3 separate regions of the Homo sapiens genome follow, and all the other regions are linked to region 1. Evidence: chromatin contacts called from ENCODE Hi-C data. All regions are on one chromosome and are shown on one strand. The core of a region is the stretch at or near the end of the contact, and the rest is flanking DNA. Distances in the headings are between cores, read along the strand shown.

What was found. Hi-C counts contacts between places; a loop is a spot of excess contacts on that map. Pooled maps may share reads with other maps.
Region 2: a map with no recorded cell type shows a loop between it and region 1 (9-fold over the local background). The contact joins the enhancer-like site here to the promoter of DDX60 in region 1. A Hi-C loop is called at or near these places in 8 of 37 single-sample maps with no recorded cell type and 6 of 50 pooled maps.
Region 3: a pooled map shows a loop between it and region 1 (5-fold over the local background). The contact joins the enhancer-like site here to the promoter of DDX60 in region 1. A Hi-C loop is called at or near these places in 1 of 37 single-sample maps with no recorded cell type and 4 of 50 pooled maps.

Annotation. Positions count from the first base shown.
Region 1 is chr4:168,316,210-168,320,698 of GRCh38, reverse strand. It overlaps DDX60 (DExD/H-box helicase 60), which reads left to right and starts at 1,947. Exons shown (of 38, transcript NM_017631.6): 1 at 1,947-2,077. RefSeq lists an enhancer at 1,684-2,013.
Region 2 is chr4:168,851,529-168,855,983 of GRCh38, reverse strand. The region is part of intron 10 of PALLD (palladin, cytoskeletal associated protein); the gene reads right to left. It overlaps LOC102723331 (a long non-coding RNA gene), which reads left to right. Exons shown (of 2, transcript XR_007058358.1): 2 at 1-4,455. Among named protein-coding and RNA genes, the nearest start is that of CBR4, 160 kb to the left of the region's middle. Within about 2 kb of position 1,448, at least 11 of the 41 ENCODE cell types and tissues checked have a DNase peak (open chromatin) inside an H3K27ac peak, as active enhancers do.
Region 3 is chr4:169,096,915-169,101,707 of GRCh38, reverse strand. All of the region lies in intron 11 of SH3RF1 (SH3 domain containing ring finger 1), which reads left to right. Among named protein-coding and RNA genes, the nearest start is that of CBR4-DT, 89 kb to the right of the region's middle. RefSeq lists enhancers at 2,671-2,790, 3,071-3,130, 3,251-3,370. Within about 2 kb of position 1,841, at least 10 of the 41 ENCODE cell types and tissues checked have a DNase peak (open chromatin) inside an H3K27ac peak, as active enhancers do.

The DNA.
Region 1 (4,489 bases), core at 698-3,197:
AACACAATCCATTATTTCTGCTGTTTGCAAATATGTTATTCATTTCCTACAATACAGTTTGCAATATTGTATTAGTTCTCTATGGCTGCTGTAACAAATTACCACAAATTTAGTGGCTTAATACCACACAAGTTTGTTCTCTTACAGTTCTGAGCTCAGAGGTTCAAAATCAGTCTCTCTGGGCTGAAGTCAAGGTGTTATCAGGGCTGATTTCTGGAGGCTCTAGAAAAAAAAAATGTTTCCTTGCCTTTGGTAGTTTCTAGAGACCACCAGACTCCTTGGCCCGTGGTCCCTTCCACTGTCTTCAACGCCATCTGTGTAGTGTCCCCACATTCTGTCACTGACTGTTTCTATCATCACATTGCCCCTCGAACTCCTGTCTCCCTCTTATAAAGGCCCTTCTGATGACCTTGGGCCCACCTGGATAATCCCGGGTAAGGGGTAATCTCCTCTTCTAAAGATTCTTATTTAATCTATTTTGCAAAGTTACTTTTGCTATGAAAGTTACTGTATTCATAGGTTCCAGGAATTAGGATTTTGGCCTCTTTTGGAGGGAGGAGTGCAGGGTATTATTCAGCCTACCCCAGGCAGGTACATCAGAGATCACAGTGAAGGAGACAGGAATATTGGCTGATTTAAGACCAATCATGTGTTAAATTCTAGAGTCTTTTATTTTCTTTCTTAATCTCATCACTAACAAACACGTGAATTTCTAAACAAATGAATAAACAAGTAATTGTCTGATGGATGTGAGAAATGTCCTCCTTCCCCATATCCCCCTCTTTTAACAACTTGACTCTCTAATTTTTCACAAGACAAAGTATCATTCACTACTCTCTCTGTTCTGTGTTCCCTGTGGAGCAGTGCCTGGACCTTGGCTCTTTCCTTTCCTTGTAGACAAAGCAGCCTGTGGCTTCTTATCATGCTGATTACCCAAATTCACTGCTGTCTTTCCTCCACACCCTCTTCTATTTCCAATATATGAATGCATATTTATAGCATTAATGAAATCAAGCATACGAGGGCACTGAAAGGAAAGGAGATGAGTATCGAAACCCACACTGCAAGTATCAACAGGCAAAAATTAAGAGAACATTTCATCAATTTGAGGCACAAATAAATGTGACCATTCTGCATTTTCAATTTATTTTTTAATGTTGATTCTTGGCCCATGAAAGTACCAATTACAGTTTATACAGAACAGTAATCATCAGCTTCTCATAACAGAAACTCAAAGTTCATGTATTGTTACATACTTTCTTTTTTCTTTTTGCATACAAGTAGAAGCAGCAAGATCTCCAATTTCATTGTGGGGTTTCAGATTCCACAGTGTCTTTTACATTTTATCAATTTCTAAATTCTAACTCTTCTTGATTTTATCTTGTTTAGATGTTACAAATTTTTCTGCCTCAATTTACTCTATATTTATGCCCAAATTCCAAAGCCCATTTTTATTGCCTTTGTCTCTCTCTTTTAAGGTTTTTTTTAGTTTCATTTTATTTTTAATTGACGCATAATAATTGTATATATTTTTGGGGTACAATGTGACGTTTCAATACATGTATACATTGTGTGATGATCAAATCAGGATAATTAGCCCATCTATTACCTCAAAACTTTACTATTTCTTTGTGATGAGAATATTCAAAATTCTCTCTTCTAGCTATTTTGAAATATGCATTATTGTTAACTATACACACCCTACTGCAGAATAGAATACCAGAACTGGTTCTTCCTAGCTATTGTAACTTCATACCTTTTAACTAACGTCTCGCCATGCTCCCCTTCTTAAGATTCTGATTGAAGGGAAGGATGCTAAACTTTCCACGAAAGTGCCTCGCCTAATTCGTGCTGAAGGGAAACTGAAACCTAAGTGCTTCTGAGAGGAGAAAGGAAACCGAAACTCCCGCCGGATGCATAAAAGACTGGCTGCGGTGGCTCAGAGCGCCGAGTCCTAGGCCAGGTCTGGGGTAACCTGGAACTTCCACCTGGGCTCTGCGCTAGGTCTCTGTTTCACTCCCTCCCCGCGGGGCGCGCAGCTCGCGGGTCTTTGGACACCACCGGTCCTGAGTCCGCGGTGAGGAGCCGGGGATGTCCCTTGGGAAGAGCCTGGGGCGGAGCTGTCTAGCGGGAGTTCTAGGTCTTCTTCAACGGACCGGACAGGGAGGTGGCCCAGGAGTGCTGGGCTCGGGGCGCGGGAATCTGGGGAACCTCCTGGGATCGCAAGGCCGTGGCGCACGGGCCCCCTGCTGGCCCGGAAGGCCGGGCGTGGGGAGGGGCGGAGGAAAGGGACAACCGCGAAAGGCCTGAAGTCTGAGACAGAGAGGAGTGCTTAGTTAGGCATTTAAGGAGTCCCCGTCAAAGGTGGGAGCTGGGTAATGGAGGTTGAGGAGAAATTAAGGGACATCATATCTAAGCACAGCCAGTAAAACCTGTACATTGACAGCAGCAAGAAGCTTCCACCTTCAATCCCTGCTCCAGACTTGTAGAATCAGAATCTGCGTTTATTAATAAGATTCCCCCAGGTAATTTCTGTGCACCCTTAAATTTCAGTGGCTTAAGACAATAGAAATTTATTTCCTACTCCAGTAACTTAATTTATTCCTGGTCAAGGGGCAGGTATAGTGGCTTAAAACATTACAAGTTTATTATTTTACAATTGCTGTGGATCAGAAGCCCAGGCATGGGTAAAGTGAGTTCTCTGTTCAGCATCTCATCGAGCTGAAATCAAGGTGTCAGAGCTGTGGCCTCATGGGACACCATGGATGCTCATTCAGGTTGTTGGAAGAATTCAGTTTCTTGCAGCTAAAGGACTGAGGTTACCTGCTTTCTTGCTGGCTGTTGGCTGGGGGTTCCCATGTCTTTAGATTTCACCCTGAGATCTTAGCTACAGTGGCCTTCTCACAACAAGGTGGCTTATACCGTTAAAGAAGGTATAGGGTACCTTTAAAGAAGGTATAAGCCTCTTTGGGGGAATCTCCCGAGTCTACTATGATGAAGTCTTACATAATATAACCGAATCATTAAAGAGACTATGCCATTAAATTCACAGGTCCTGTCCACACTCAAGGGGAGAGGGTTATACCGGGTACTGGAAGCCATTTTAACCCACCAGCTCTTCTCCAGGCAGGGTTTCAGGAGCTTGATGCCTTTCATCAAGTAGCTCCACCATTCTGTTCCAATACAGAATCCATGATTTCCTTTCCCTTCCCTTGCCCCCATTTTTTTCCTCTTTACCTCCCCTTTGCGCCTTTCCTCTTCCCTCCTTTTTTCTCTTTTCCATTTCTCTTCCTCCCTTCTTCTTTTCTTCTTCCTTTTTAAGATTGTTTGAATCAGAATATGGTTCTGACACTACTGTGATTGGAGGATAAGCCTTATAAGGTTCTTGCAATTTCTTTCATCCCCTTTTAATTTATTCGTTTGTAAGATTTGTGGTCTTATGATTGTTTGTTTTTGTATGTGTGTGTCCTGTTGGGTGTGTGTTTATGTGTGTGTGTGTGTATGTGTCCTAATCCCTGTGGTGTCATTTAACATATTTTGCTGGCCTCTAAATTTCTTGTAAATTAATCATTACTACTAGCGTTTTGATCAGATTCAGGTTTTCTTTTTTTTCTTCTTCTTCTTTTTTTTTTTTTTTTTTTGAGACGGAGTCTTGCTCTTTTGCCCAGGCTGGAATGCAGTGGCTTGATCTCAGTTCACTGCAACCTCTGCCTCCCAGGTTCAAGCGATTCTTCTACCTCAGCCTCCCAAGTAGCTGGGATTACAGGTGACTGTCACCATGCCCAGCTAATGTTTGCATTTTTAGTAGAGATGGGGTTTCACCATGTTGGCCAGTCTGGTCTCGAACTCCCGACCTCAGGTGATCTGCCCGCCTTGGCCTCCCAAGTTTTGGGTTTCTTTTTTTTTTGGCTGGGAGAACTACAATACTTCACTGATGGTGTGGACACTTGCCTCTATTTTTGTTGTGCTATCGTTTAAAAATACCAAGATCTGTTAATTCATTAGGAGTTGTAAAATGGTGATATTCTAATTCTATCATTCCTTCTGTGTTTATTAGCTGCATTATTTCTAGAAATGAATCACTCTTGTATCTACTCTTTGGTAATGCGATGGTGCAGTACTTAGAAGAAAAGCAGGATAATTTCTTGATTCCATAAACCATTATTTTTTTTCATATATTGTCTTCAGATGCTATTGCTGGACATCCTGCTGTGAAAGATGAAGAATTTAGCATTCATATTTATTTTTCTTTCATTCATCCCTTTGTGAACTGCCAAGTTGGTTAATTATATTATTATTTTCATACTGTCAAGGTTTATCATATTTTACAGCAGTTTGTGACTTTGATTCTTGTGATTTGTTTGTATGTTGAGTCAACAGTAAAAAAGAAGTAAACAGCAGTGACAAAATTATGAGTATGTACACATTACTCAGTGTAGAAGCAATCTAGGAATTGCTAGGCTAAGACATGTAGTTCTATGTTGTTAAA
Region 2 (4,455 bases), core at 199-2,698, 540 kb before region 1:
AAACATCCTCTTGGGTACTGTGTGCACCACCTGGGTGAGAGGATCAATGGAAACCCAAACCTTAGCATCATGAATATACCCTTGTAACAAACCTGCCCATGTAACCAGTGAATCTAAAATAAATAAAATGGGGGTCATGATAGCACTTCCCTCCTAGACTGTGAAGATGAAATGTGGTAGTACATGTGAAGTATTTTGAGCAATGTTCAAGCATGCCTTTGATAAATGTGAGCTATTAGTATTCAGGACGGTCATGTAAATAATTCAGTGTCCAAATGTGGGCCCTTTAATCTGGGACAAAGGCTGAACTATATAGAACTCTAGACAACTGGCAGATTGACTGTCCTGGGGAAAAGGGAACACGTAGCCATCCCATTCATATTACATAATGTCAAGGTCACACACTGCACAGACAGACTGACTTACCAAAATTAACAAAATTTGTGTATCACTGGGTACTAGAGTGTATAAGAGATCAGATGGAATAAGAAAGCCTTAATTAAAAAATCATGAATTATAATTTAAAGCATTTAAGATAGACGTACCACTTACATGTTAATCACTCATTTTGCTGAACTTAGAACATTCCTTTTCAGGCTGGGCGAGGTGGCTCACACCTGTAATCCCAGCACTCTGGGAGGCCGAGGCGGGTGGATCACGAGGTCAAGAGATCGAGACCATCCTGGTCAACATGGTGAAACCTTGTCTCTACTAAAAATACAAAAATTAGCTGGGCGTGATGGCATGTGCCTGTAATCCCAGCTACTTTGGAGGCTGAGGCAGGAGAATCGCTTGAACCCGGGAGGCGGAGCTTGCAGTGAGCCAAGATCGCGCCACTGCACTCCAGCCTGGCAACAGAGTGAGACTCCGTCTCAAAAAAAAAAAAAAAAAAAAGAACATTCCTTCTCAGCATTATCCCAAATATATTGTAAAGTTTAGTTTAAATTATTTTTACAGTGTTTTCATCCTTCTTCATGGCCTCCTTCCCACAAATATCAGGAAAATGGGAACTGATGAGGAGAGTAACATTAAATAAAAAGGGAAGTACAAGTAATTTTATTGTTGTGCTCAGCACAGACGGACCCAATTACAGTCCTACAAGTACCTGGGTTGCTTCCCTCCTGACCTGGAGAACAGTCCCCTGGTACACTGTCATTGTGGAAACAGAGAAAACACATCTGTTAAAAATGAGCTTTAGTGGAAAAAATTCAGCTGGCATTCTCTTTTCCTCTCTGTCGTCCTTTTTTAATAGCACTCTTATGTAAGGTCGTTACTATATATAGTAGAGAACAGGGAGCTGTGATTTGACCTGTACAGAGGCAGTCAGATATGGGCCATTTCCTACCTTGGTGGGCCCAAAGGCAGCTGAACCTGCTGGACAGCAGGAGCGGCGGCACCTGGAACCCTTGCTCTTTGAGACCTCAGCACAGCTGCACGGCTGTTCTCTTCTTGCATCTTCAGCTTCCCACCTACAAAATCGGCACAGGGCCTACTTCTGATCTAACTCATTGGGGATGCCTGTGGAACCTCAGAGAACATCTGGGAAACATTTTTTTGGCTTTGTCAATACGTATTTTTCCTCTGTATATCCATCCAAGATTTATGCAAGAGCTAGAATTGTAACATTCCAGTCTAAGAAACCTAGACCGTCCTACCATCCCTGACCAGCTTGTCCAAGCAAGATAACTGCTTGTTTATTGTCTTTTTCTCCCACTACCAGTCTTTCTCAAGAGCAGAGTTCACATCTATTCTGTTCAACAATGTATTATCTTAGATACAGCATACCATCCATGAATGAATGAATGAATGAATGAATGAATGACTCCATGAGTAAACAGAGGCAGTAGTAGCAAACATTTACTGAACACTTACCAGGAGACTCTAGACAAATTTAATCTTTCGTACCTCTGTTTTCTCATCTATGTAATGGGGTAATAATAGAACCCACAGAGTAGGGCTGTTGCAGAGATTAAAAGAGAATAGTGCTTAGTTGTTACTGGAATCCTCTCTTCCTCTTTAGTCAGTGGCACCATCCCTGATCCTGTTTCACAAGTCAGAACCGCAGAAGTCAGAGCTGCCTGTCTCCATCCGTCTCATCTCAACCATCATGAGTCCTGCCTTTCCCTCTCCTACACTTCTCCCACACGCTGTTCTCTTCCATGCAGCCAGTTTCAAAAACCACATGGAATCCTGTGACTCTTGACTTCCCTGTCCCCAGTGACTTTCGCTTGCTCTTGGGATCAACTCCAAATTCCTTCACCTGGCCCACCAGGCCTGGTCGCCCCCTGTAGCCTCTTCTTTTCTCCCTCCCACCCCCATTCTCAGAGTCTCAGCCCTTCCCTTCAATGTGCGATTCCTCCTGACTGCACACCTGTCTCTGTCTCCCATTTAGCCTTCAGATGTCAGGTCAAACATCACTTCCTGAGGCTCTTTCCTCAGGCCTCCAAACCACACGAGGTCTTTCAGTTTCCTGCCCTCAGAGGTTGTGGCACATTTTTTTCGCAGCATCTGCCACACCAGCACTCCTTACATGTCTTTTATCTGGTCTCTAATAATTCCACGCACCCAGGCCCTTGAGGGTCTTTTCTAGCTTTGGTAAAATGCGAGCTGGGAGGGAGGATGCTGACAGAGGAGTGAGTAAAGGCTGGTCTAGAGGGCATCTGAGAGCTTCTGTGGACTTCTTCTAGAAGGACCATTGATCATCTGTAAAACAACCTGTATTTGACTTTTAAGGCCAAAATTTCTAAGGAAAAAAATGTCTGTACACACATGGGAAAAGCTAGTAATTATGCTGGCTAAAAGAAAAAGTTACTCTGTGAGATGCTCATATATGAAGTCCTCTCAGATGTTGCTATCTCACTTCTCATTTTCCTATCAATAATTAGCTATGTGTGACTTTTCTCCCTTTACACTGCAATGTGGTTTCTTCTGTTTTTCCTAAATGGCTAAAATTATGAAAACTAATTTATTAGTCCTAAAAAGTAAACTTGACATTTTTTGTAAAGTTTAACAGTAAATAAAGAGTTAATATTACCAAAAACAACTGAGGCAGGGAAAAGGGCAATTCCAGTGCAAAGTCTACTACCCACTGATATCTGTGATACATAAAATATTCTAAACACAACATGTAGGTTTCTTGATATCCACACCTAGAAAGCATTAGAGGGAATTAAGAGAAATTGTAGCCGATTAACTCATCTAAAAGCCCACAAAGCAGAATAAATCTAATTACCATGGCTTAAGGCAAATAATACCTCTTGCAAAATAACCAAAAATTCAAGCTTAAAGAGCAACTACACTCTTGTAGGCACTACTAACTTTGTGGATGGTTCTTTCCTTTTGAGACAGGGTCTCACTCTGTTGCCCAGGCTGGAGTGTGCAGTGGCATAGTCACGGCTCACTGCAGCCTTGACTTCCTGGGCTCAAGCAATCCTCCTGCCTCAGCCTCCCGAGTAGCTGGCACTACAGGTGTGAGTTACTGCACCCGGCTAATTTTTGTAGAGATAGTCTAGCTATGTTGCCCAGGCTTGTGTTTTTGTTTGTTTCTTTTCTTTTCTTTTCATTCTACCTTCTTTCCCAGCTCTCTCAATGAATTTAACAAATACTGATTGAGCTTTTACTACATGTTGGGTGCCAGAAATCTAGTAGTGATCAAAACAGACACAGCACTTGCCTTCATGAAGCCACATGAAGCCAGCAAGTACAGTGTGGCCTAAAACAGAAGAATGTTTAACTGCATGAAGGCAGGGTGCTTTGTATTGCTGGGCTTGGTGTATATTTCTTTGCTATCTAGTTTAATATATTGAGCTTTACATCTGTGCCAGCCTTGCATGTCCATATACCTTTGGCAGGCATTTCTAGTCAGGTGGCATGGGGCAAGGGGTGTGCTACGTTTTAAGTCCCTCATTTCTCCAGCCTGTCCAGGTAGTGTCTACGTCTCCAACTCACTCAGGAAGGCAGGAGACTTCCAGATTCACTCCACTGGTATCAAGAGTTAGGTTCTGGTGAGAGAGCTGGCAGAAGCTTCAGAGGACCTTGCGTCTTAGCCTCCTCTTTTTTTCCTGTCCTCAACAGCAAGTTGTTGCCTCTAATTTTCAGAAAATCGCAGCACATTTCCAGGAGACCTGAAATGCGGTGGACTGCTTCAACATTAGATTATTTTGGCAGACAGGGATAGTATTTAGTGTAACGTCACCTATATGCTTATCAAATAGGGGTAAGGGAGTCATAATTATTTTAATGTCTAATATTAACGGTTCTTTAATAAATTACTTATTAAAGTTCCAAGGTATAAGTCTTTTAATAGAAACAGGTTTCAGCCAGGCGTGGGGCTTATGCCTGTAATCCCAGCACTTTGGGAGGCCAAGGAGGGTGGATCACTTGAGGTCAGGAGTTCGAGACCAGCCTGGCCAGCATGGTGAAACCCCGTCTCTATTAAAAATACAAAAATTAGCT
Region 3 (4,793 bases), core at 592-3,091, 780 kb before region 1:
TATACATTTTTCCTTTCTTTTTTTTTTTTTTTTGCCTTTTTTTTAAACAAAAAATTTTATTCATTCATATATCTTATTTTTTAAATTGTGGTAAAGTATACATGAAAATTTACTATTTTTTCAAGTGTACAATTCAGTGGCATTGAGTACATTCATGTTGTCATACAACCATTCACTGCTATCCGTTTCTAGAACTTTTTCTCATCCTAAACTGAATCTGTACTCATTAAGCACTAACTCTTCATTCCCCCTCCTCCAGGCCCTGCAACCACCCTTCTACTTTCTCTCCCCGTAAGTGACTTCTGGGCATCTCATAAGTGGAATCATGCAATAGTCTTCCTTCTGTGTGCATGCAGCTTATTTCACTTAGCATAACGTTTGCAAGGTTCATCCCTGTTGTAGCACGTGTCAGAATTTCATTCCTTTTTAAGGAGCTTTGTACATTTTAAAAAACAGTTTTTCTATACAACTAGGCTTTTTCTTTTTGCCACTTGACATGCTTATTAAGAATTAAAGGTACTATGCTAAGTCCTATGAGGCATATAAAGTGAATTTAGCATCATCTCATCCTTCAAGCAGCTTATGGTTTGGTAGAATAAACGAGACGGACACAGATGGTAATAATACATTGTAGACTGTGCTAAGTGCTGTAAGACATATACATGGAGGCCTCTGCGATTTAGTCAAGCATGAAATTGCCTCCAGCCATGGGGCTGGAGATTTCACAGGGGAGAACTGGAGCCAGGCTTTGAGAGAGTGATAGGGTATGGGTGGGAGAGATAGCGTCAAAGGAGACTCCCACTAGAAGGAACTGCATGAGCCAAGGTGTGGCGTGGGGGAAGTAAAGGCCCTGAATAGGGGACATGTTCAGGCTTAGGGGAGTGTTTGGGACTTTTGTGGTGATAGTAGTAGCTACAGCTGTGTAAAAAGAGATTAGGGCCTGATCACCAAGGGCTTCGCATACCAGGCTGAGGATTAACCTTGCTCACAGGCATTGTAAAGCTGTTAATGATTTTTTGGCAGTGGGTAGCTGCAAATAGAGTTGCCACTTAAGAATATTAGTATGTGAGCTCTGCATAGACTGGGTTGGGGACAGGAAGAGACTTGAAGGAGGCCAAGGTGGGTGGATCACCAGGTCAGGAGTTAGAGACCAGCCTGGCCAATATATTGAAACCCTGTCTCTATTGAAAATACAAAAATTAGTCGGGCATGATGGCACACACCTGTAATCCCAGCTACTCAGGAGGCTGAGGCAGGAAAATTGCTTGAACCCAGGAGGCGGAGTTTGTGGTGAGCTGAGATCGTGCCATTGCACTCTAGCCTGGGTGACAAGAGCGAAACTCAGTCTTAAAAAAAAAAGATATTTGACGAGGTGGAAGGTAATGAAGTCATCAACCAGGATAGTGACAGTGACAATGAAGAGGAGTGGATGGGATGCAGATTTTGAAGGTAGATCAGCAGGTCCCATGTAGGTCATGGGAGAGTATTCATTGACCCCTGAGGTTCAGAACTTCCCCAAACCCCTGTTCATATAAAGAAAAGCATAATCCGAGTGAGGCAGAGGGTGGAGCAGCAGATGTAAAGGGCCTCTGCAGCTGTGCCTTACATCTGTTTGTTGGTCTGTAAATGTTCTACTTGGCAAAGCCTTTCAATGCCTGAAATAGTTGGCCAGTTATGCCCAGTATTTGGCCTTACAAATCTGTATTAGAAAACTGCAAACCACCTCACAAGGCTCAAGATCAGGACCTGAGCTGGAAGATTTCTAAGTAGAGTCTATTACTCCTGCACCTGGTAGTCTTCATACGATCAAGACTGTGTCACAGTTTCCATTATGCACATAGTTTCTCATTCCACCCGCCCCCCCAGAGGTTTATAAAACTTAGCAATGAAAATTTGCTCCCACTGGGAACTTGGCAGGAAGAGTATGTTCTTAGCCCAGCAGCAGTTCTAGTTCAAAATTTTTTTTTGACAAAATTGGTTTAGTGCATTTTATAAAATGCATATATTAATCTAATTCACTTCAAGTTTTTCAATAACCATTTTTATTCCATTTCACCTTTAAGGCAGCTCACAGAGAACAAGTAGGGAATATATCTCATGAGAAGTCTACTCTGAATATGTTTTGAGTCACTTGTACATTTTTTCCCAGAATTATAAAGCTTTGCCTTAAATGTTTAACTTGCCCCACATGGCAACTACATCATTGCTTTTTCATGGATTTTTAGCATGTTGACATTAGACTTGAGAAATGTCATCTGGATCCTTCTTTCAGATAAATTCATGATGAAATTATTTGTCTTGCTTTTAAAGGTGTCAGAGAGCTGGGCATAGCGGCTTATGTCTATAATCCCAGCACTTTCTGGGGCTGAGGCTGGAAGATTGCTTGAGCCAAGGAGTTCAAGACCAGCCTGGGCAATATAGTGAGATGCCATCCCTACAAAAAGTAAAAAGATTAACCAGGTTTGGTGGCACACACCTGTAGTCCCAGCCGGAAGGCTGAGGTAGGAAGATCAGTTAAGCCTGGGAGGTCAAGGCTACAGTGAGCTGTGATTGCATCACTGCACACCAGCCTGGGCAACAAAGTAAGACCGTCTCAAAATAAAGATATCAAAGAAGGGATTCCAAAACCCTAACTGTGTTGATCTAAAGTTTGTCAAATCTCATTTTCAGGAAATGAGGCCTGAGTTGTGGCCTGAGTTCGTTTCCTAGTTAGAGATGTCCAGCCACTGACTGGCCCATTCTTCACCTCCTTGAAGTGCCAGGCCTCTGCCTACTCTTGTCTAAGCCATATGATCATAATGGGAGCTAATATTTTCAGGTTGAACTCTTTGTCAGACACCATACGAAGAGCATCATACTTGTTTAACTCATTACAGTCCTATTCTACAGATGAGGAAACAGACTGAGAGCTGAGATAACTGGCCCAAAGTTAAGCTGCTCTAACTGACCTTAAAGACTGTGTCAATCCTTAGGCCAGTGTTTCTCCCGCTGTGTCATGCTTCCTTCCTCATTCCATGCTTGATCAAACCCCAGCCTTGTGGTCTATGAATATTCATGTTTGAATTAGCTGAACCTTTCTCAGATATGATAAGCCAACTTCTGTGCTGTGCTTTTGCTTCAGATCTTGGGTAGTAATTTGGTCCCTGTGCCAAAGGAGCTCAGGTTGTTCAAGCAGCCACTTACCTTTTGCAGAGATGTGTTTTTTTAGTGTAATAGTCTGGGACTCTTGCTGTGGTCTTTCTTAAATGGATTTTGGTTTATATGGAATGGGAATTGGTGAAAGGGGCAGGCTGTAATAGGTTTCAGAAGTTTGGGGACAGTTGTATAGAATTTGTTCTGCCTATCATTTTGAAGCCATAATATTTTTCACTTTCAGTCAGGAGTGGGTCCCACGAGGCTATACACTCATTTTCTGACTTTGAGAACCAAATGAAAGTAGAAACCCAAAATCAACTTTATGACTGACTACTCATTACTTAGCATCAAACAGTGAAAGATGTATTTATTAGATATCTGTTGCCATGTAACCAGTTACGCCCAAAAGTCAGTGGCTTAAAACAATAATAAGCATGTATTATTTCACACTTTCTGTGGGTCACATAATTATGGAACAGCTCATCTGGTTGGTTCTGGCTTAGAGTATTTCTTGAGATTGTAGTCAAGACATCAGCCTGAGCTGATGCTCAACTGGGGCTGGAGGATCCCCTTCTAAGATGGCTTATTCACATCACTTTTTCTGGTTAGTTTAGGCTTTTGGAAAGAGGCCTCAGTGCCTTACCATGTGTTTCCTCTCCATAGAGATGTTGAGTGTCCTCACAACATGGCAGCCAGTTTTCCTGAGTGACCGATCCAAGAGAAAGTAAAGTGGAAGCCATAATGCCTTTTATGATCTAGCCTCAGAAATCACCCACTGTCATTTCTGCAACATTTTATTGGCCACACAGGTCATCCTGTGCATCATAGGAGGAGACTACACAAGAGTGTGAATACCAGGAAGCAAGGATCACTAGGGCCATCTTGGAGGTTGGCTACCATACACCACCATTCTTTTCCCCCCTTTTGTTGAGAAGAGGAGTAATGCAAATAATGCTGGAAAAATAGAGAAAGATAAAAGGATATAGAGTGTAAAACAAGTCACCTCCCTCTCGTTTCCTACAAGCTGTAATTCTGCACAGGAAGGCTAAGGAGCATGGAGGCAGGGGCACAGATAATATTAAACCAACTAAGCTTCTGCCATTTTTAAGCGATAATGACACCTTTCCCACTAACTCCAAATTCTGAGCCAAGGAGAAACAGACCCAAATGTCAGAATAATAGAGATGAGAATGTCAACCTCGTTACTGGTAATGTTGGATTGAACTTGTGGCCATAGCCCTCCCCTCCATGTCTGGACCTTGGGACTACCTTCCCAAGGGATAATCTGGGTATGTGGGGCAGATTACCTTCCTCAGAATTGCTGCCTCGCCCATGTCAAACACCAGTGTAAGGGACGTAGGGACACAGAGACAGACTTCCAGACTCACCTTCCTGACCTCTGTGTGCTTACAACATAGAGGTGGAGCAGAGCCTCCTTAGCCTGTGGGCAGGCGGTTCAGAGAGGACTGAACCCCCCCTGCTCAGCTACTTCTCCCAGTCTCACCAATCAAATAAATTCACTCCTGTTTCCTTGGAGAAGAGGGAGGGATAGAAATGATACCCCTCTCGGGAAATGAAATGAAACTCTCCTTTATGGCCAAGATACAAACACTGGTAGGGAACAAGGATGGCTGTCCTTGTTAAGGTCACTCAGATGA